3 separate regions of the Mus musculus genome follow, and all the other regions are linked to region 3. Evidence: chromatin loops called from intact Hi-C (ENCODE). Cell type or tissue: left cerebral cortex. All regions are shown on one strand. Region 1 has its middle 9.8 kb from the start of Gm35627. Region 2 has its middle 61 kb from the start of Gm26178. Region 3 holds the start of Has2 (hyaluronan synthase 2).

Region 1 (8,000 bases), 810 kb before region 3:
AGAGGATTTTACAAGTAGGGGCATAGAATTAGACAACAGTGAGAGTTTTTTTATTTTCAAGGTTTGGTAGTAGTTAAGTGTTGAGCTAAAATTAGGTTTTATCTCTTACACATAATCATATTCCAAGGCTCTTCCTAGAAATTCATCTTCCAGTGAAGCAGAGGGACAGAAGTAAGGCTTCAGAACTCCAAGATCGTGCAGAAAAACACACAAGTGGCTGTTCTCATCAGTCAGGGTGGCTGGATTCCTCCCACACTGGGAATCTTAGTGCTAAGCCCTCAAAACCCAGTTCTGTAATGGAGGAAGGTGTCACGACTCTCCTTCCAATGAGGCAGATGTTTCTGTCTTTCAAGCAGTTCTCTCTTCTGCACATCCCGTGACCAGCTGCTCAAGGCCAGTGTGTTACCTGGCATAACCAGATAAGGAGCCTGGAGGAGACAATGATTCATTCAGAGAAGTCCAACCAATCATCGTCGGAGCTGGGTCTTAGTGCACGTTTACTTAGCGCGTTTACTCCGCTTCCAACTAATCTTAGCATCCAAGATGTTACGTGAAGCAGAAGGAAACAAACCTGTTTCCATTTTTCTTCTTCTCCAAACCCATCAGATGAGAAGAGCCTCCTTGGACAGCCACACTGACAAGTACCCTCTTCCCTTCCGCTTTCAGTCACCAAAAAACTGCATTGTTTCAGCCAGATGCGTTGCATCCCAAGGCAGAAATTCCATGCAAGCTGTTGAACTGCTATTTCCTGGTATGGATCTAGGTTTGTTTACCCTGGAAAGTCAGCTGTGTTCTTCCACTGTTTCTCTTTGCCCACACTGGAGCTAAGGATCTCAAGATTGTTTCTCTGGATGAGATTAGGTCAGAGGCTGCACCCCGAGTTAGGGCACCACAGTTGATGCTAGACCTCTTGGCCTCCTCTTTTAATTCTGAAATATTGACTCCCCCCCCCTTTTTTTTTCTGTGTAGCCCTGGCTGTCCTGGAACTCACTTTGTAGACCAGGCTGGCCTCGAACTCAGAAATCTGCCTTCCTCTGCCTTCCAAGTGCTGGGATTAAAGGCGTGCGCCACCACCACCCGGCTTGATTCCTCTTTTAATTTTGTCACTAAAAAGTGGAAAACATCAAGTCAAGCTGCTATACTAGTAGCCAGTACAGGGTCTGGTAGAGTAGGGCTTGCCCTCTGCTAGGAGACATGGACAACACCCGGAGACATTTTGAGTTATCAGAATGGGTGGAAAGCTGTTGTTCATGGATCTTAGGTATAAACACATGTCCGCTGTTAGAAATTTACAATACACAGGATAGCTGTATTGGAACCAAATAGAGTCAATAAGTTCAAAGCACCAGTCGCACTAAAATTGAGAATTCCTATCATAAATGTGAACAAAGGTGAACCCTGTACTCATTACTTTGACCTCTGTAGTCGTAGTAATATGTATATAAATAATAACATCAACATTAATGTTCCATATTGATATCGATATTAATGTTAACATAGTTTAATGTATTAGCATTTCATTATTTATTAGGTGCTAACATTTACTATTGATTCTTATATGTCAGGAAAGCATATTAGTGAAGAACTGGGAGTGCCTATAATCCCAGCCCTTGGGATGGAAGTTCAAGAGTCAGAAGTTCAAGGTCATTCTAACCTGTGTAGAAAGTTCAGACTGGCTTGTGGGCACATGAGACTCCATCTCAGGTAAACAACAACCCCTCCAACTAAAAACCAAAAAGTCCCTCCAACAATAATAACAACAAACCCTCAGTAAATATATTCATGAATTGCATATTACCATGCTAACCCTTTTATTTATTTTGCCATACTGGAATTGAACCCAGGGTTTTGTGCATGCTAGATAAGTGCTCCATACTATCCTCCTAGGCTGGTGTTGAATTCACTCTGAAGCTTTTCTGGACAAGCGTGTGGTCCTGATCTCTCAGACTCCTGAGTGCCCGAGATCACACTCTCAGGCCACCAAGCTCTGAGAACTATCCCTTTAATCGTTTTTTTTTTCTAAGTTATTTTATATGCAATGAAAATAAGGCTTAGAGGAGTTGGGTGACTCTCCCCAGTCACATATATTAGAATTCGTACCACAGTTTACATTTTAAATGATGTCTTTAAATATTACTTTTTTGGCCACTTTTCATCGTGTTTAATGTTTTTCCATTTCTCCGTGTACACTGAAGAGAGTTTGGACTAAGCCAGTAATGACCTGGTGACCTTGAAGATTTCTGAGGTTCCTGTTAGTGTCCTTGCTGCTGTGGGCTTTGGAGGCCTGCAGTAACCATCCCTCCTACTCAGACGTGACTTCTGTACTCTTCCATGGGATTTTCCTTCTCCCGGGCTGCTGGACACTGTGCATTGGGTGTGAGCTGGTGATAGCTTGGTTACTGTACTGAGCCCAAGAAGAGAGTTTCTACAGACAACTGTGTCGAGGGTAAGAAGTGACAAGGGAAAGGAGGAAACAGCTTGAGATTCATTAAAGTTCATTATTGAAATGCTCTCCTTTTCTTCTGGTGGGAAAACACTTTGAGGATCTCCATGGGATGAATGGGCCGTACAAGTACCACAGGTTGTCGGCATGCCAACCTCATTCATCTGCAGGAGCTGGGGGCGGGGTTTGTATAGTTTCTAGGGTCTTTCAAGTTTCCCTTCCCAGAAGTGGTTGACTCTAACAAATCGTTCAGGAGGAACGTCTCTCTAATGTATTTTTGTATGGGAGGACTTCCTGGGGCAGAGGGAGTCATGTGTATCAGCCGGTCTCTGTTCATTGTGCAAAGGCCTGCAGCCATCTGGACCACCCAGGGCCTGTGTTTTTCTAAGAAGGGCAGGATGAAGGACAGGGGATTGACACCTCAGCCCCAGGGCGATGACCAGATGGCAAACTGCTTGTTTTCACTGGATTCAGAGCAACTGAATGGCCCCGGGAAAGCCAGTGTGGTTTTTGTCTTCAGCACCCAACCATCTTCCTCGTCCAAGACAGAGGTCTCTTCTCAGGCAGCAGCAAGGTCACTCAGATGATGACAGTGTGAAGCAGTGTCCACGGTGTCCGTGGCACGGCCAGGGAATTCAGAACGCTAGCCCTGGTGCCTGCATCTCACTGAGGCGAAGCCCTGCTGTGGAGCCAGAGGTGGAGAACGAGTGGTCTGGTCGTGTTGCTGCCGGACCAGCCGCCCAGCTTCTCAGGCTTAATGAAACAGGGTGCAAACAGACCTTGTCAGACGAAATGAATTATGGGAAGGAGAAGCTTAATGGATATCTTCTGCCATGACTCTGTGCCTTTGCTCTCAGGAGATCCTCCAACACTTTTCAGATGTGAAATGCAAAACCTAAAAGATGCCGAATGTGGATATGCCTAAAACGGAAGTAATCCATCTATCTATCTCTTAGTACACCAGAATAAGTGTGCATAACGGTGTACATGTGTGCAGCGATCTGTCCTTGTCCTCTGCTGGCCTCCAGGTCCTCCACTGTCTGGCAGCCCCACTGCTTTTTAGCCACACGCTTCCTGCCAGTATAAATGTATTAAGCAAGGAAACACATAGACAAAGTCTAGCTCATCGGGGCGTCTCAGTAATAAATTCTTAATTTTAAGCATTCTTTCTGAAAGATTTTTCTTTCAGCGTACACACACACACACACACACACACACACACACACACACACACACACACACACACACACACCTGGGTCTGGATGGATGTAATTGTAGGGCAATTTTACTGCCTGCTTATATACACTACTTTCTAGCAGTGAATTTCAAGGCCAGCAGAGGGCACCAAAGCACAACGGAGAGGCAGCAATACAAGCTCTAGTAGTGTTGTTTTGGTTCATGGTCTCTGGACAGGCTCACAGGTTAGCTTGACCAAACTCTGTTTTTCAGTCACTTGTGTCCTCTTCAGATTTTCAAGCTGATGGATTTGTCACTTCTCTCTTTGCTGTGAGAAAATACATTACAAACCATCTTAAAGAATAGTATATTTTGGCCTACAGTTTTAGGGCAAGGTCCGTCACAGTGCAGAAGGCATAGTACAAGGAGCCCGGGTGACTAGTGAGTGACATTGCATCTGAAGTGATGAAATAGAGAGGTGGGTGATGAGGCTCAGCTGGTCACTTCTCTTTTCCATTTTCATTTGGTCTCAGACCTTAGCCCATGATGCCACCCACACTCAGAATGGGTCTTTAGATTTCAGTTAAATCTTTCTGGAAGCATGCTTACAGACATACCTCTGGATTGACAGTCAGGGTTAATCATTGAGCCTTTAGGGAGAATGGCAAAGGCAGAGATTTGGATAACTGTTCCTGATGTCTAAATTGGAAGTGACGATGTTGGTTATCATTCATGGTAGGCTTCTTATGCACTTGATGATGCCCCAAGCTTCCGTGTGATTAAACCTCTCTGATGATCATAGTACCACAGTGCATGGAGATTTGTGAGGTATCTGGAGGGGAGAGTAGCCCTAACTTGACCTGAGACATGGTGATCCATGATGCTGATATAACCAAGGGCAACAGTGAGAACAAAGGGCAAAGATTATCATCAATTTAGGGCATACGCAATTGATAAATAGGAGTTGTCACCACATGTATTCAAAGGAGTTGTTTCATAAATAGGAAGAATTGCGAGGTGACGATGTTAGAGCTGATTTTTGCATGTGAATGTATGTCTTCATATGTGTGAGTACACAGGAGTATGAGGTTACACATGTATACAAATGTATAGCTATGTGCATATGGGGTCCTCGAAGTTGATGTCAGCTGTCTTTCTCCATAGCTATTCATTTTATTTATTGAGGCAGGGTCTCCCATCGAACCAGAACTTAATGGTTCTGACTGGCCTGACTAGCCAGCATACGCTAGGATCCCATTTCTGCTTGCCAACTCCCTGGTTTACAGCAGGTTATGTCTGCCCTGATTTTATGTGGGTTTTAGAAATCAGAACTCTGATTCTCAAGCTTGCATGGCAATTGCTTTATCCATCAGCCATCTCTCCAACCTTGACCTTTGAACTCGAGATCCTCTTGCCTTAGCTTTCTGAGTGTCAGGATTACAGCCTTATGCCACGACACCCAGGTCTATGGAAGTTTCCTAATGGTCTGCTTACAAACCCAATGAACTTGGGCTCCTTGTGTTCCTCCCCAATGCCTCAGTTTCTTCCTCTATAAGTTAGAGCTGGCAATAGCAATCATCTCATGATGTGAAACTTGCATTAGAGCATATAGCTCTCCAGTAGTTTTGCTTTGGAAAGAGCAGTTAGCAACGTCAGGGCATTTATGGCTGTTAGAACTGGCAATAAGTTCTGTTGGCGTGTTGTGGTAGATGTCGGCGGGGGGGGGGGGGGGGGCTACCAAATATATCCCAAGACTCTGCATTAACTAGTGAATGTCCTACCCCTGAAGGCCAAGAGTGTTCAGGTTGAGAAATTTTGCAGTAGTTCAGAGAAAATGTCTAGCATGTAAGAGGCATGGATTGGATTAAATTGGCAGTATTTCCTACCCCTTCAAAGCCTATAAACAAACACTTAGTGATAACCATGGCTGTACCAGATCTCTCTGTTCCTGTCTCATGTATATCACAGCTCTCGTCAGATGAGTACACTCTCAGTCCCCTGACTATGCTGTGACCACTCCTGGATCTGGGTCTCTGTCCTTCCACCAGAATCTCCTCTCTCCCCAGACACAGCAAATCCTTCCTTCCTTCCTTCCTTCCTTCCTTCCTTCCTTCCTTCCTTCCTTCCTTCCTTCCCCCCCCACACTCTCTCTCTCTCTCTCTTTCTTTCTTTCTTTCTTTCTTTCTTTCTTTCTTTCTTTCTTTCTTTCTTTCCTTCTTTCTTTCTTTCTCTCTTTCTTTCTCTCTCTCTCTCACTTGCTTTCTCGCTTTCTCTCTCTCCCTCCCTCCCTCCTTTCTTCCTCCCTCCCTCCTTCCTTCCTTCCTTCCTTCCTTCCTTCCTTCCTTCCTTCCCTCCCCCCTCTCTCTCTCTCTTTCTTTCTTTCTTTCTTTCTTTCTTTCTTTCTTTCTTTCTTTCTTTCTTTCTTTCTCTCTCTCTCTCTCTCTCTCTCTCTCTCTCTCTCCCTCCCTCCCTCCCTCCCTCCCTCCCTCCCTCCCTCCCTCCCTCCCTTCCTTCCTTCCTTCTCTTTCTCTCTCTTTCTTTTTTAATTGGATATTTTCTTTATTTACATTTCAAAATGTTTCCCCATTTCCAAGTCTCCCCTGTGGAACCCCCATCCCTCCCTGCCCTCCCGCCTCTATGAGGGTGCTCCCCCACCCACCTACCTACTCCCCTCTTCCCCAGCCCTGGCATTCCCCTACACTGGGGCATCAGCCCTCAGGCCCAAGGGCTGCTCCTTCTACTGATGTCCAACAAGGCCATCCTCTGTCACATATGTGGCCAGCGCCATGGGTCCCTCCATGTATACTCTTTGGTTGGTGGTTCAGTCCCTGGGTCTGGCTGGTTGACACTGTTGCTCCTCATGGTGCTGCAAACCCCCTCAGTTCCTTCAGTCCCTGACAAATACAGAGGCAGATGCTTGCAGCCAACATTTGGACTGAGTATGGGGCTCCCGATGGAGGAGTTGGAGAAGGGATTGAAGGAGTCACAGCAGTTCTTATCCCTCTTCTCAGACTTGTTGTGTCTGTGCAAGCTTCATAGTGATTGTTCATGCCTCCTTGTGTGTTAGTCAGCTGTCTGTCACTATGATGAAATGTTGGGGGAGGGGATCATCAGCTTATAAGAAAGATGTTGGCTCATGGCTTCAGAGACTACCTGGACATCATTCTGCACCTGCAGCAGCACAGTTCATCCTGGGGAAAACTTGTGATCGGAGGGACCTGTCTACCTCACAACAGCCAGGAAACAGAGACAGGGAAAAGCCAGGCTCCCATGATCTCCCATAAAGGAACTCTCCCAAGGACTTAACTTTCTTCTAGACTCCACTCTGAAAGCTTCCACCTCCTCCACATAGCACCACGGGAGAGTGACTGTAGCAGGGACAGTGGGGCCACCTCTAACCTCTACATAAGCACCAGGGGCCACAGAGCCACAAAAGCATCTCCTGCAGGAAGATCTAATTGAAGACTGCCTGAGAGACCAAGGATTGCTGATAATTCCAGGTAATCAGGGACTGCTGTTTAGAAAAGATGCTTTCTTGGGACCAATGGGGCATGGGTGGAGGGTATTAAAGGAACTTGGAGCAGCATTCAGATGAGCTTGCTGCAATGTTTCTCATCTGCTCCTAGAGTCTGTGTAGTGAACTCTGCACCAGCTCACTTCTGGCCCCCAGGGCACAAGTGACCAAACCTTTAGCATGGGGGGGGGCATTTATAGTCTAAAACACAAGACCCAGGGACCCATGTGGTCTTTGTACAAACCACTCCAATGACAGTTCCAAAAATGTTCTTTTGCATGCGGGTCTTGTTCTTTCTGTAGAGTTGTGGCATTGTGCCAGGGCCCACCACATTTTCCAAGCCACAGTCCTCTCTGCACATTGGCTTACCTGTCATATATTGTGGGTTCTCACTTGATAGCAACGAAACTCATGATGTGATGGAATGAATTTTAGATTCTGGTGTGCTGGAGGAGGGTTAAAGCTATATTCTGACTCTTTTAGCCTGTGTCACTTCAAGTGGCCATTTGTTTTCCTCTCAACTTTGCCGTGCATGTAACTAGAGCTCCTTCCAAAGGAGCAGTCTGAGTACTTAGTCTGCCTTCAAAGGTGCAGGTTATTTTCTGTCCTTGTTGCCAGTCTGCTCTCCAGCTGCCCATCACTGTTCTGTCCCAGCGGGTCCCCCAAACACTGCCTGTCACCTTTATGTCGCACCAGGGCCCAGCCTGGTTCTAGTAAGATTTTGCACGTTCATGGTGTGGAGCCTGTGCTGTGGCTCTTAAGTACCAAGTCCAGTAAAAGCAAGATCCTTTGTGGATCAGTGCTCGCCAGAGTCCATGTTCCCTGTCCCTTCTCTCCGGTATGTGCAGAGTACAGTCTGAGCCTGCC
Region 2 (8,000 bases), 480 kb before region 3:
GGAGCTCTTGTCTTTAGCTGCATATGTATCAAAAGATGGCCTAGTCGGCCATCACTGCAAAGAGAGGCCCATTGGACTTGCAAACTTTATATGCCCCAGTACAGGGGAATGCCAGGGCCAAAAAGGGGGAGTGGGTGGGTAGGGGATTGGGGGGGTGGGTATGGGGGACCTTTGGGATAGCATTGAAAATGTAAATGAGGAAAATACCTAATAAAAAAAAATAAAAATTAAAAAAAAGAAAATACCTAATTAAAATAAAGAATAAACAAACAAACAAACAAACAAACAAACAACGGACTTCTCACTTCCTCATTTGATCTCAGAGTGCTGATTGGCTAGCCTAGGAAGTCAGTTTGTCATGAGAATCCTCTGTCTATTCCCCCCTATTGTTGGGATGTTGTGTTGTCACAGTGCCTAACTACCTTATATGTAGGTTCTGGAAAATCAAACTCTATAACTTTCATGTGTGTTGTGAGTAATTTATCAACTTAGCCAGCCCCCCCCCCCCCCAGCAATAAATGTTAAAATGGCACGGATAATATGCCAAACTCCTGAGTAAAGTTAGAAAAAAGAGTTAATTTGGAACATTGATCAAACTTACAGAGTGTAATAGCCTGTCCACCATGATCTCTGACAACATGATCTCTGTTACAGGAGTGATAATTCAAACCTTCAGTTGTTTATATTTCAGGTTTTTTGTTGTTGTTTCTGTTGTTAGGTTTTTTGAGACAGGGTTTCTCTGTGTAGCCCTGGCTCTCATGAAACTCACTCTGTAGACCAGGCTGGCCTTGAACTCAGAAATTCACCTGCCACTGCCTCCCAAGTGCTGGAATTAAAGGTATGTGCCACCACTGCCCCGCCTATATTTCAGTCTTTCTCTGCTTTATGGCATTATAGCCTATTCCCTTTCTAAGACACTTTGTTATCCTGAGTTTAGAAAGTTTCCTGTGGAACATCATTGGGTCACTCAATAAATTTTCTCAGATCATTTATAGATAAAACACATGACACAAATATTTATAAAGAAAAACATTTGTCTATCACAATACTAGAGGCTGGGAAGCCATGGTCATGGTTCAGGCAGTGTCTTGGAAGTTCTTGTCTGTGCCTTCTGGAGACCAAGAAAATGCATTTGCTGCCTCCTCCTGAGAAGCAAATTCTTTATCTTTGTGTGAATGAAAAAACAGAAGAAAAAACTCTGGGATTAGGTCCTCCCAGTGTTTTTATAAGACAGTCCATTTATTAGAATGGCGTGTCCATGTCTTAATCTCCACCTAAAGGCCTCAATTTCCAATGCCACCAAATGGAGATGAGCTTTCAACACATGGATCGTAGGGCACATTGAGAGCAGGGCAAACTTAGTCTAACTTTAATATAGATGACTGGTTTTTGATGACGTAGGGATGTATACGGAACTGAAAATATGGGGGAAAGGTGAGTTGCACCAGGTACAAATAGACAAAGGACTAAAACCATGAGCACAGTTATTTGGGATTTATTGTTGTTTTTTGAGAAGAGTGAATATCCCTGCCTAAGTACTGGCTTTACTACTAGGATCTGTTGGAATTGTCTGGAATAGCTACAAATGTTCTCTTTAAATTGACTGAATGAATGAATAAACAAATAAACAAACAAACCCTAGTCTTGGATATTAAAAACCAGAGACTTTAGCTCTTTCTTAGTCCTATTCTCCTTGGTTAGTACAACTGTGCACAGACTCCTTCCTTTTTGATACTGGAGTTATTTATCTTCCAGCATAGCACTGGTGCATTTTGCTACTTGCTACAGGTTGATAAAAAGCAGGATGGGAATAATGAATTTAAGCAAATACATAGACAACATCTGATTTGGAAGGATTTTCACTTCAGAGTGTGATGACCCTGTCAATAATCATCAACGAAAGCTGCCGGAGTCTGAGGCAGAGCAGTAGCAGGGATAATCCATTATAATATAAAGAAAGAAATCTCAGAACTTTACAATCAACACATAAAACAGAAATAGGTTCCTTCCTGTAAAATACACTTCTGACTTTAAATTCCTTTCTTTTTCATGTGATATTATGCAACAAAACATATTTCCTCTGAAAAGCTCTTAAGGATTCCTCTTTCTTTTGCCAACACGGCATCCTGAAGGCTGTTATGTTAGATCATTTTTGGTAATCTACTGTGACTATTTTTACTGGTATTTCTTATCTAAAACAATGCCTCACCAACTCCAGAAACCTACCACAATCCTGACAATGCTGCATTTCTTCAATAAAAACTACTAACCAATGCTCACTCCCCGATTCTTTTATGTATTAGTCCTTTGGATTTGAGTCACACCAATCATGTTATTCACTTCCTGCAGTCTTTCCCTTAGATCCATATTTCATTTGGCCAAAGTCTGATCAAAGGGGGCTTTTTTTTTCTGATACTTCCTGAACACTTTCTACCTTCTTAAGTCTCACTTCTGCTGGCACAGTGGAATCAAACCACAATATTACCTCTCTTTACCATTATCTAAAATTACAGTAATTTGTGATACCATAGGCATTTAGCAAAAATCATTCGTTCATATATATATATATATATATATATATATATATATATATATATATATATTTGCTGAATGTATAACTGAGTTAATGAAAGTAATGAAACTATTGTAAGGAAAGCTTAGATTAAAATTGTGGTTGGAACCTGAAACTTTTGAAATCTTAGGTTTTTAATATCTGAAATTAATATGGTGACAATTTTCTAAGAGATCTTTGTTCAAAACATAATTTACCTAAACAATAAGTTTCTTTTTCCTAATCATCTTGACCCAAATGATTGATCTGCCTATAAAATATAAAGGAATTCAAATGATTAGATTGACATGTGTAAAGTGAAGTTATAGAGCTTTCATTAAAATGATAGCACTTAGAAATCTTCCTTCTGCTGCCTGAGCCTTCTGCTCGTGCCTCTGAGATCCACTCCTCTCTGCCTTCTAACCTTCCTGTTACAGGTAGGCCAGGTTGGGTGTTTTGAATTGATTTCTGGTCCATATTTCTGCCAGCAGAGGGGACCCTTGATCTACATGGGTTTCAATTTCCACCTGCAGAGACTTGTACAGAATACTCAGTGCTCTTTAACTAGCAAAATAAAAACTGGCCAAGTGACTGCAGATGTCTTGAAACACAGTAAAAATCATACATGTTAGTATTATTTTTTGAGAATTCTCTCAATAGTTAGAAAATGAACAGGATTTGTTTACAAATAAACATGGAAATGAAGTCAAATTTTAACCAGCAAAGTTTTGAAAATATTCTAAAAATGCTAAAATACTGACAACATTATAAAGAATTTAAAAAGGTTTGAAAAGAAATTAATATAAAATGGCATGCACATTCACAAAATTAAAAAGAAAACTATTTTGATGAGGAAAACGGTCACTCGGTGATGTTTAGATTTTATAAGCTAAATGATCTTTAAAAAAATGATCATCCCAGCACTCGGGAGGCAGAGGCAGGCAGATTTCTGAGTTCGAGGCCAGCCTGGTCTACAGAGTGAGTTCCAGGACACCCAGGGCTATACAGAGAAGCCCTGTCCTGGAAAACAAAAAAACTCAAAAAACCAAACCAAAACAAAAAATGATCTTTAGAGGTTTATGCTGACATCTAAACCCTGTTTTGGACATTGTCTCAATTTAATGTGGTGGTAAATACAGAACTCAGACTAGGTAGCTATTTACATAGACAACTGACAGTATTCACTTACTGTTAATATTAGAATTTTCATAATCATTGCTCTGTGAATTTTCAGATTGTGAAATTGCTCTTCATCTATAGAAAATAAATATAATATGATAACAATGGAAAGGGATATAAATTTCTCTACATGTGAAATCTACATCTTAATGTACTTATGAATTTTTATATAATGTAGTACTAATATGTGCAGCTATTATTTAGTATCCTAATAACAATTAAAACATATCGTTTTTCTCATTTAGGATAAATTATAGTAAGAGGCATGTTAATTAAATGAAATAAAGAACTTCACATTGTTGTGGGTGTTCATGTGTATCTCTTTAACACTAAGCCTACATGTTTTATTAATGAAATATTAATGTTAATATTAATCACCATTAAAGAATTTTTGGCATATTAATATATTCATTGTTTTTCTACAAATAAATGATGCTTTGATGATTTGGGTTTTTTTTTAAGATTTATTTATTTATTTATTTATTTATTTATTTATTACATGGAAGTACATTGTAGCTGTCTTCAGACACTCCAGAAGAGGGAGTCAGATCTCATTATGGATGGTTGTGAGCCACCATGTGGTTGCTGGGATTTGAACTCTGGACCTTCGGAAGAGCAGTCGGGTGCTCTTACCCACTGAGCCATCTCACCAGCCCGATTTGGGTTTTTTTAAAGTAGACATTTTTGCTCATATGTGGAAGCCAGAACCTACCAGGATATGTGACATACTCTGACGTTTGATCTGGGGAAGATCAATCATACCTCTGATTACAAATCTACCTCTTCTAGTAGAATGAGAGATCTTTCTATTGCTTAAAACACAGACAGTACACTTTAGAGGAAAGAATGGTCTCTATAGCAGCAATATAGTGGGGCCTTCAAAGAAGACAATGTTAAAAAGAGTGAAAACAAAATTAAAGCCCTTGGGTCATCTTCAGATTAATTTACCTCAAGCAGTAGGAAGAAATTAATGAATACTGATTTAAATATGAAGATGCCTTTCCAGGCCGTTCAAATGGCAAATTTCTCCTGTAAATTTGAGCTCTCTTCAACTCTGTTTTACCCTTTACCTACCTGGGATATCAAGGTTTCTTAGGTATTGTTTGATTCTTTGAATAGTACCTGCTTTTTTTAATATCTAGGATGAAAACAAGAAGTATTCATGTTACTTACGATAAAGCCGTGTGTGTGTGTGTGTGTGTCTCTGTGTGTGCATGTGTGCCTGTGCTTGTGTGTCTGTGTGTCTGTGTGTCTGTGTCTCTGTGTCGGCGTGTATGTGTTTGCTGTCTGTGTGTCTCTGTGTCTGTGTCTGTGTGTGCCTGTGTTTGTGTGTGTGTCTGTGTGTGTGTGTTTGTGTGTCTGTGTGTGTTTTGTATTTATGTGTGTGGGTGTCTTTGTCTGTTGTCTCTGTGTCTCTCTGTGTGTATCTGTGTGTGTCTCTCTCTGTGTGTCTGTGTGTATGTTTATGTGTATATGTCTGTTGTCTCTGTGTCTCTATGTGTGTGTCTCTGTGTGTGTCTGGGTCCTAGTATAATCCTTTGAATGATACCTGCTCATTTTCAATAACTAGGCTGAAAACAAATATTCATGCTGGCAATTGGAAAACCAGGGAAACAAGGTTTGGTGTGCATGCATGTGGGTGTGCATGTGGGTATGGGTGTACATGTGTTTGTGTGTGTGTGATAAATATGTTTTATTACAATAGAGTGATAAAGTTGTGGATTTAACATACTAAACCAAAACCCTCTCCCATTGCATATTTTCCCACTGCGTGTTTCTCAGCTAGAAATCAGACACAGACAAACAGTTTAAATTCATTTTTACATGGAGAGTGTCCTTGAAGGCAGTAAGCCATTCAAAATCCGAAGGCAGCCAGTGGGAAACAAGTGTCTCAGGGCTACGTGAAATCCTTTCTTTCTAGACCTCACCACCCAAATTTTCACAATTTGTATGAATAGCAGAGATAAATGATAGCTCCCCTAGCTTCAGTGTCAGGCAACAGGTTTGTACAGAATCTTCAAGGACCAGGACAAAATGTAAATCATTAATGAAAAACAATTGAAACTTCGAACCAGGTTTCTATATCTAAAAATGAATGACCTAGAGGGCACTAGGAACCACAGGGGCCAAGCAGCATTAGGGGGAGTCATCCTTATGTGTTAGGATGCTGCTATGTTGGCTCAATGTCATACTATAGTACTTAAATTGAGTGTTTTTGAGGAAGACTATCTGAGAATACTGGAATGATGATGGAGCAACAGACACTCACAGAAGGTGCTGGATACTCCCCGTAATGATTTCTGCCTACACTTAGTTATTAAAAGAACCATAAAGCTTGTCAACTGTTTAGGCTGTTTACTATCACTTTCCCCAGTTCTTCCTGCCCCCCCCCCCCAGGCTCTGATAAAAGTGTATGGGAAATCCACTGTCTCCATGTTTCCCCTGATGTCTGTTCTGAAGGAAGGGGCATTTAGTGAGCCACGTTTACCGAGTCCAGACGTCTAGATTAGCATGTGAGACAACTGGTTACAGAATTTTAAGGGTTTCACTTAGTCTACTACGGAGCATGCTTGTCCTATATTGTGAAATGTAAATATAGAAAGTATGAATTATCGCTTCATGGGGAAGAGGAAACATGTTAATTTCTTTCCGTCTGTTGTAGCAGTGAACCAGGAATTGATTGTTTTGGTCATTTGATTATATAAGCTCATTTTCACAGCTAGTACTTTTTATTGAAAGGCTATAAAATGAATATTTAGGAACATGGAGCTCGCAGGCCTGCACAGGTTCAAGCCAGGCAAAATCCCAGCATGGATGTCACTGGGTATATATATATATATCACTGGGTATATCAAATATATTTCAGGGCAGGCCCCATGCTCAGGAGATATTGGCTAATTTAAAGTAGGCTCCATAGGTTTTATACGAGTGCCTTTTGTTTTAATTTTCTTTTTGGAATACTGATTTTCTTTTCTTATTTTTTGTTCAGATGTTTTAAATTTTGTTCATTTTTGTTTGCCTGTGTTTCTTTTTTGACAGTGAGAACATGAAGTTGGGTGTGTAGGGATGTAGGAAGGACATGAGAGCAGTTATGGGAGAGAAAGATTATAGTAAAAATATATTGTATGAAAAAATTTAAATAATAAAATTAAACCTATGACTATCTTATAACTCAAGTATTTTTTCTATTTTTCTATACATATTTCCCTAAGAGGAGGATATAGTGATATTCATGTGTTCACAACAGCTTTTGTCACAATGCCCCCCAATTGGAAGAAACCGAAAGATCCACCACCAATAATGATCAGAGTGTGATGCACCTGTAATGATATTACACGATGGAAAGATGAGAAAGTGATGGGTACATGATGAATATAAATAGCTTCTTCAATGCATATGGAATTATAGGAAACTTGTGGGGGATTGCATTGAATCTGTAGATTAGCTTTTATAGGATGGTCATTTTTACAATATTAATCATATGGATTAACAGGAGATTTTCTATCTTCTGGGTCTTCTTCAATTTCTTTCTTCAATGTTTTAAGAATTTTATTATTCAAGTATTTCACTTACTTGGTTAGAATTATTTCATTTCTTTGAGACTAGTGTGAAAGGTGTTTCCCTTTTTATTTTCCTTAGTAGTTTGTCAATGATATATAGGATGGCTACTAATTTTTGCATGATATTTTGTGTGTTTTGTATCCTGCTACATTACTGAATGTATTTATCAGCTGTAGACAGTTCCTATAGAAGTCTTCAGTGTCTTTCATGTGTTAAATTTTAATGCCTTCAAATAAGGATACTTGGACTTCTCACTTTTCTATTTTTTTCCCTTGATCTCCTTCAGTTGTCTTATTGATTTAGCTAAGACTTAAAGTTCTATATTGAACAGGAATAGAAGAGTGGACATCCCTGTCTTGTTCATGATTTTGGTGGAAATCTTTTGAGTTTTTCTCTGTTTAGGATGTTGTTGGCTCTAGGGTTGTTAGAAATTACCTTTATCTTAAGGAATGTCCTTTGTAGTCTTTCTAGGGCTTTTATCATGAAGGGATATTAGATTTTGCTAAAGGGCTTTTCTGTTACTGATGGGTGAAATATTTCTTTGTCTTTCTTAGTTATTCGTTTTCAAAATTATTTTCTTTTCCTAGAGTTTATCTTGGTTATTTTTTTCTATTGCCATGTAGAGACATGTTTAACTGGGGGTTGGGGGGTTGCCTGAAATTTCAGGAGGTGAGTCTATGACCATCATGGCAGGGAGCATGACAGCAGA
Region 3 (8,000 bases):
AAATGTCAACATTTGTAGACCAGGGAAGTGCTGTGTTTTAGTTCTTATTCAGTATACAAAGTGATACTGATTTATATCAAGGTTCAGAGAGAAGGGCTTCTTCCAGAGTGGTTCTAATTCTTCTGTCCCTGAACAGCAAATAGGGCAAACATGTAGACATTACCAAGCAAAGCAAGGGGATTTATTAAGCAAGAACTCGGTTTTGAGGGAGGAAGCTGGCTGGTGCAGGTTGAGAAGGGGCAGGAAGAACCAGAGCTTTTATGACATACACCTCCAGCATTTTGGCTTTTTGTGCACATGCTATATCTGTTCCATTAGTTCTACATTCAACTCTCCATGTCCTTTGTCTTATAAGCATCTAAAATGTCCGCTCAGAGAGTGACGTAAAGATGCAAGCTCGTTTTATTGTGTCTGGCATGGAGGGTGGTGGGAAGGGTAGAGGGAGTGAAGGGATGTACTTAAGGAGATGCACGTGGGATGGATGGACACGAGATTTCTTTTTTGTCATGTTTTATTATTTTTTCTTTTGAGACACGGTTTCTCTGTGTTGCCCTGGCTGTCCTGGAACTCACTCTGTAGACCAGGCTGACCTCGAACTCAGAAATCTGCCTGCCTCTGCCTCCCAAGCGCTGGGATTAAAGGCGTGTACCACCACTGCCCAGCTGTCATTTGTTTTATACATATGTTTTACACATGTTAATTTTTTAGGCTGGGCAAAGCCTTCTGGGGTCCTCTCTGAACTCTACTCTCTGCTTCATTAATGTCATTAAAAACATGTTAAATCACATACAATAAGCCAAAAGTTTTCTAATATTTGTCCTAGTCTCTGGGTCTTTTTGTCATAAGGAGCATTAAGTATTCCCTCTGGACATCTCTGTTCCTAGTTTGCCATCTTATGTCTATCGGCAAGTAAAATCAACAAGAAGAACACAGAGTCACATACTACAGCATTTACTATATATAACATAAAATAGTATTTTTTCAATCCTTGCAGGAACCCAAGACTCTTCAAGACTATCAACTATACTTATAATGATTCTAACACATTGTTTTTATCTTCCTCATTGCCTTGACACAGAGAGTAGTGGGTAACCTGCCAGACTTTCAGGAAGAAAAAACATCATTGCACTGAAGTGACCCCCAGACACACTCATGAGCAAAGGACCGTCTCATTTGAGAAAGCCCTGGATCACGTAGTGGGAATTGCTGAGTAAATTATAACCCTTGACTTTACCAGCTTTTAAGAATATATGTGAAGATGTGAGATGCACAGGGAAAAGCCTTCTGCTTTGTTTTTGTTTTGTTTTGCTTTGTTTTTTTGAGACAGGGTTTCTCTGTGTAGTCCTGGCTATCCTGGAACTCACTCTGTAGAGCAGGCTGGCCTCGAACTCAGAAATCCGCCTGCCTTTGCCTCCCAAGTGCTGGGATTAAAGGCGTGAGCCACCAATGTCGCAGGGTGGGAAAAGCTTTCTGCAGTGCACTTACTTACATGGTTGCTAGGTGGAAAGGGTTCCATATGTTTGCTTTCTGTAATGGATATGTAGCTCCTGGGACATTTTTTTTTTTTTACTTGAATGAGGAAACTCCTAACAGTTCATTGTTTTCACTGACTCTTGTATCACGCTGTAGGCAAGATTGGTCTTTATTCTTCTAAGAGCTGGGATTATGGCTGTGCACGAATAATGCTCAGCTTCATGATTTTTTCCCTCTATGAAGCAAACCTGCCTGCACAGTTTCAGCAACTGACAGCCTCTGCTGCTGCTGCTCCTGCTGCTGGAAACACGAAACATCCAGGAGAAAAATTCTCACGTGAGAAATTTGCATTCCTCAAGATGTGTATGAAAGGCTCCAGTATCGAAATATATTAGTGGACAAGCTTGGACATAGTGCTAATGATTAATTGTTTTTGTAAATAGTTTAGTAGTGATAATTTGGACATCAGAATAACCCAGTACACCAATAAATTTCAGTATCAACATGTGATACTATAAATATTTTCAAGAGATAGACAGACAGAGAGAGAATATGAATGCATCAACGATAAACGTTCCTTTTCTTTGATTTTTTTTTCTCCACTAGCATCTACTTCCAGAAAACTGAAGTGCCTTTCCAATCCCACAGACAATAAATATTAAAGGTGTGATCTGAGTGTAAGGACTCTTGAATTGTGGATCCCTCTTCGCTTATAGGGAACTTTAACTGTTAGCTTTAAATTATGCTAGTATTTTCTCTCTTGCCTCTGTGAGGACAGGGAAGTGCACAGATGTAGAACCAAAGTTTATACTTGCCTACAGCTGGGGGGAGGGGGGGGCGGAGGGCATGCAACTTTGTTTTATGGCTTATGAATTACAAGGAAGAAACAACAAATGTGTTTTTCTTTAATAAAGAAACTTAGTTTTACTAGGTGTTCTGCTGCTTGAACTGTTAGCATAAGGACGATTTAACACTATTAAGCAACTGTTAGAGTAACTTTGCTTGTGGGCATTTAGGCATTTAGAGATAGAGAAATGGGAGCTATGAGGCCACTGGGGAGTTTACAGGTAGAGACTTGGCATCCCACAATTTCTCCCAACTCAGTTTAATTTACATTATAAGTCACGGCGCAGAAGTTGAGTAATACTTTAAAATAGCAATTTACCACTTCCCAGACCATGAAAAACCAGGAAGCTCAGGTCTGATTAAGTGTGATGAAATTGCGCTCTGAAATTTAAGGCAGTCTTTGCAACAGTTGAATCACCTCAAGCGGGAGTTCAAAGGCTAGAGTCAAGAGAGTTGTGGGGGGGAAATGAGGAAGTCTCCCCAGAGTGGCATGAAGTCAGCCACCAAAGTGATGGCTCCCAGAGGTGAAATGGCCTTGTGTTTGGGTGTGTGGGGGGAGGTGAGGGTCGGGGGTGGGGGGACTGGCTTTGCAGATCCAGCTTTGTGGGGGATGGGTCGGCTGACAACTGCGAGTTGCAGTCACACTCTGCATCCCTATTCACAATCCTCAACTCCACACCTGCCTGATATGTTGCGAGCCTCACTCCCGGTTTATTCCACTTTTCTCTTTTTGTCTGACCTTTAACTATTGCCCAAATTTATATTCCGATCTTATCCGAAACACATATACCATACAGCATCAAGATGCGGTAGAACTCAAACGAAGCCCACATCAAGAGCACGAAGAAGGGAAATAAAAGAAAGGAGGGGATGGGTGGGGAAGAACAGAAAAGGAAGTAAAAGGCAAGTAAGGTTTTAGCAGATTTCAGTTTTAGCCTTACTGCGTAAATCCGCTTTCATTTTTTCCTAAACAGCGCCACCTAGTGTCCATTGTAGCTCTCTGAGTTTTTTTTTCCTTTTACCTTTTCCTTTGGGTGGGGGCAGGGGCGGGGACCGCAAGGATCAAGGGAAAAGGGCGCGGATGCCCTAAGGTTGAAAAAAAAAAAAAAAAAAAAAAAAAAAAAAAAAAAAACCCGAGAAAGAAAACTCTCCAGTCTTGGCGTCATTGAAATTTTAAAATGGTATTTTGAAAACATTAAGTAAAAGGCTGTCAAGAGGCAAAAGTAATTTCAGATGTTTTACGAGATGACTGCTTCCGTACACTTTCTCAGGTTTATTGCTATCATCATTATTATAAACTTCCAATCGAGAATCTTTTGTATGTTTTCATGTCTGAGAATCATGAGAAAAAAAGAAATTTAAAAATTTTCCTCATTTCAGTGTCCAGCCCACCCACAGCGAAAACTGCGGGGGGGGGGGGGGGGAGACGTTGACATTTGCCTTTTGCTTAGAAAGTTTAGAGCTGGGAGGAAGAAAGGGTTAACAAATGGCAAACTAGTCGCTCTTTTTAGCGTCCTAGGCCATTTGTGGAGCAAACTAGGTAGCACGGACGTACACACACACACACACACACACACACAACGCGCACACACACACAGAGTCAGTATTCCGCCAAGAGCAGTGATTTAGCCTAAGAGAACCGTTTGGCCTTAAAATCATTTATATGCAACGGGGAGTTTATCAAGTCGAGGGAATCCTTGTAACGCAGACAGACTTCAGCAATATTTGCAGAGCAGGGCTGCCCGCTCCGCGGTCACTGCCTGAGGAGAGGTATCAGGCGGTGGTCAGCATCTGTGCTCCGCGTTTCTCAGCACACGTTAACAATCAAGTTAATTGAATTCATTGGAGTTTAGAAGCGGCCTCTAGCTCAGAGAGGGCTTTGAATGGCCAATTTCTCTCTCTTCCCCCCACTCCTCCCCGCCTCCCATCCCGCCCAGTCCCTCCCCTCCGGGTTCCCCAGTCTACACCTCCCTCCTCCACTCCCCTCACCCCCACTCCCTCCTCCGTCCTATTAAAACACCCACCGGCTCACTTGTTAAGACCCCCTTAAGTTGGAGGAGGCAGAAAGGCAACCACAGCGAAGAAGAAGGAGAAGTCAAGGCGTCTGGAAAGAATTACCCAGTCCTGGCTTCGAGCAGCCCATTGAACGGGGGACTTGAACCAGCCAAAGACTTCTTCATTCTGCTCTTGCTAGACTCTGCTGAGTCTTGACCCGGCTTGTAGGTTGATGTGAAAAGAGATTTTGTGTCGTCGGAGGGAAGGGGATTGGAGCAAATAGCAAAACAGGGGGAAAAGTTAATTTATTTTTAAAGCACATTTAACAAAAAGAATTAGAAGACTTAAGTGCAGCGGAAATAATAAAAGAGAATATTAGTGAAATTTCTTCTCAAAGAGGGGAGAACCAAGCATTTAAGGCTCCCCCATCTTTTTTTTTAAATGTTGTTTTTAAATTTCTTATTTTTTTTGGCCGGTCGTCTCAAATTCATCTGATTTCTTATTACCTCAATTTTGGAAACTTCCTTCCACGACCCTCCGGGACCACACAGACAGGCGGAGGACGAGTCTATGAGCAGGAGCTGAACAAGGTACGTTATACAGACGCGTTTGGGTGAACTTTGAATTCCCTAGATAGATTGGGGGCAGAGAAGAAATTATCAACAGAGCTTTAAAAAAAAAACCAACAACAAAAACCCCCTAGTTTCTATAGAAACATTTGAGGTCTGAAGTGTCCCCCAACTCCCCCCCCTCCCCCCCGCAACAAACTGCCCATGAGGGAATATTGCCAATCACTATCAAGTCTCGCAGCATACCCTGGGTTTTAATCATCCGGTGAAATCCGCTGCCTCTCTGGGCGCACAGGTAACTTGCGTGGCCAAGGAAAGCTGATTGTCCCGGGGTGTACTTTTCCACTGGGCATCTTCCCGAGCGTCAAAGGGGCTCCGGAGTCAGAAAACAAGGATTTCCACTGTGTACGGAAAATTCATCCCACAACTGTCCTTACCTTCCTACCCTTCCCTTCTTTCTCCCTCACCTCCCACCAGTATGTGGGCTGGACACCCTGGCACAGTTCTGTGCGGGGGTGGAGGTGGGGGTACAAACAAAACCGCTCAATTTTGGCTTAGACTGAAAGGGTTAAACGATCCGGGTTTCCAGCTACGTTAGGCTGGAAGAGACCCCAAGGAAAGTCCTGCGCCACCTCCTCGCGCTACCATCCTGGTTCAGCCACTCCCCCCTTTTCCCGGGCCTCCACTCCTTTGCAGTTTCCAAACTCCATTAAAGTGTCAGGCAGCGAGCATCCGGGCACAGCCACCCCGAGAAAGCCTTTCCTGGGGCAAGGGGTCCCTCACGCAGGCATTCGCCGCTGGGGGAGAGAAGAGAGCGCGCATCCCTCCTTGCGCTGGCCGGCCGGCCCGCACCCCTTGGGCAGGGCGTGCGCGCGGACAGCGCTGCGCTCCCGCAGCTGCACCAAGTCCCGAGCCAAATCCGACGTGGCACGGAGCACGCTGGCGCTTCTTTCCTCCGTTGCAGCTGGAGACGCTGTTGTGTGGGGGATTAGGGGACTCTGTCTCTAGCCCCTTGTCCGATGTGGGGTCGAGGGGCCCTGGGAGCCTGGGAAGAGGTGGGAAGAGAGCCAGACACGGGATAATCAACACCTTGGACTGAATTCGTCACGGTGGTTCCCGCCCAGAGTGAGCCAGGGCTTAGAAATCGGTCCCGGTGAACCAGAGGGCGGGTCTGAAAGGAGGGTCTGTGTAAGGGTGAGAACTTCGTGGCGACAGAGGCGGCTTCCTCTGGCCCAAGAAAGGCAGCCCAGGGGAAACAGCTCTGAAAGGACCATTAAGACAGGGCTGGAAGCATAGGCGGTGTCTGAGAACGAAGGCTTCTAAGACCCAGGTCTCATTACATAGTCGTAGGTGTAGGTGCCGTTTCCACCAGCACCTCTCTGGATATCCCCCAAACTCCCGGGCACAGTATTCTGACTCGGATACCCTTGCCACTAGATAGCCAGCTGCAACAACCGCGTCCTGGCTTGGGACTTGTAGAAGCCCAGGAGGCCCCGCCCCGCCCATCTCACTTCACTACCTCCTGGGACCCTTTACTGCCAAATGAGTCTCTGTAGCAGCTGCACAGAAACGCTACACACTCCTTCAACCCACGTGGCTGGGCTGGGATTGCATTTGATGTCACACCCTGGGAGGGGTGTGTGATGCAATAGATTTGGAGGCTCTGATTGGCTAGGAAGCTCCCCCTCCCCTCCCCAGCCAGAGTCCAGAGTTTATACACTTACTCATGGTCTGCTTAGTGTAAAGCAAACAGTAGATGGGCTTCCTTGAAGTGGGGGAGACCAGCTTCCCAGGCCATTGGAGATTTCAAGGCTTAGCCTGGGATTTCCCTCTGAAGAGAGGCGTAAGGCAGTGTACCTTTGGAGGTTTTAAATCTAGGTGTGATGCTTTTTTTAATAGATTCTTTTAAGAATAAATATGTGAATGGTCAATACATATTTGACCTGAGAATATACGGTTTTTGTTTTTGTTTGTTTGTTTTTAATTGAAGGGTGTATTTCCGTGGAATGAGCTAAAACACATATCCAAGCCCAGGAACCTATTTATGGATGACATTTTACATTTTGCAAAAAAAAAAAAAAAAATAATTGGGTTGAAAAGAACCCAAAATTTAAATCTTTGTCTTTTGTCGTGCAGCTTATGCAAAATGATTCATTCATAAACTTAATGTTTACATCTTCCTAGGTAAGATTAGTAATTCAAATGAGATCGTGTTTTTCTTGCATATTAATAATTTTCCCAAAGGTGTTCTAGTAGATAGAAAGGTTTTTAATTTTAATTTCATTTTAATTTTCAGTGAAAATTTGTAGACATAAAGCACAGATGTGGTATATATGTTATGTGTCACGTGTTTGCAATTCTAGACAAACCCAAGTCCTGTATGGAGATTCTGAACTAAAGCCTTGTATCTGGAATATCATCTTTCCCATTCTTGTTCCCATACACATTACCAGAGTTAGCTGACTTGAGGCATGCATTGTAAATGTATTGATTAGATTCATTGTACCTAGATTGCTTCTGTTATAGCTAAGGCTTAATCCAAACTTTATCAAATGAAGTCATAAGCATATAAAGTCCAAATATGTAACCGATTAGTGATTAGCATCAAATTTGAATAAATACGATATACAGTCAGCTGCTGTTGTCCAGGAAAAGAGGACTTGCCCAATGGGTGATTAAGAGATAATAGTTACTAGACAGCAAGTTAGCTTGCCGTACTCTCTGTTGTTGACTCTGTAGGATGTAACTTCACAGCACTGAGTTTCATAATTACCTTTCCTTTTGCGTTATCTGTACCAACCAAGATTTTTTGGCACTGTGGATTAAGTCTGTATCTTGGATTCAACGTGGAGATTCCCTTTGGGGATTTCTATTACAAATACTTTTGAATCTGAGAATGAATGAATACTAGGAAGTTGTGTATTATTAACTATCTGCATCTTGCATGATATGCAGTCCACAAATTAATGTATTGAGAGACTAACACATGAGCTCTGTGTCTTTTCTGAGTTCTTTTCAGCCATGCACACCTAGGCTGTGTTCTTCTAGAAGCTGTGAGGATAGGGACAGAGCTCCTGGGAGCTCCTGTATTAGCTGAATAGGGCTTAGAGCTTCCTG

Evidence for each region. Hi-C counts contacts between places; a loop is a spot of excess contacts. Peaks named below come from ENCODE experiments on the same cell type or tissue, not always from the same donor. Only the 100,000 strongest peaks of a DNase experiment are listed, where the experiment ranks them.
Region 1: it touches region 3 in a loop (7-fold over the local background); 15 of 42 quality-filtered maps call a loop at or near these places.
Region 2: it touches region 3 in a loop (2.7-fold over the local background); 2 of 42 quality-filtered maps call a loop at or near these places.

The regions. Positions count from the first base shown.
Region 1 is chr15:57,504,488-57,512,487 of GRCm38, reverse strand. No RefSeq gene overlaps it. Among named protein-coding and RNA genes, the nearest start is that of Gm35627, 9.8 kb to the left of the region's middle. In left cerebral cortex, a CTCF peak has its summit at 3,777 (motif pointing right); DNase peaks (open chromatin) are centred at 284 and 3,779.
Region 2 is chr15:57,174,381-57,182,380 of GRCm38, reverse strand. No RefSeq gene overlaps it. Among named protein-coding and RNA genes, the nearest start is that of Gm26178, 61 kb to the left of the region's middle. In left cerebral cortex, a CTCF peak has its summit at 3,043 (motif pointing right); no DNase peak of the experiment used is centred here.
Region 3 is chr15:56,690,898-56,698,897 of GRCm38, reverse strand. It overlaps Has2 (hyaluronan synthase 2), which reads left to right and starts at 4,352. Exons shown (of 4, transcript NM_008216.3): 1 at 4,352-4,904. Has2os (hyaluronan synthase 2, opposite strand) reads right to left here. Exons shown (of 4, transcript NR_002874.2): 2 at 5,130-5,284; 3 at 4,821-4,943; 4 at 4,438-4,535. In left cerebral cortex, a CTCF peak has its summit at 3,286 (motif pointing left); DNase peaks (open chromatin) are centred at 4,412, 5,592, 5,862, 6,460 and 2 more places; H3K4me3 peaks cover 2,211 bases.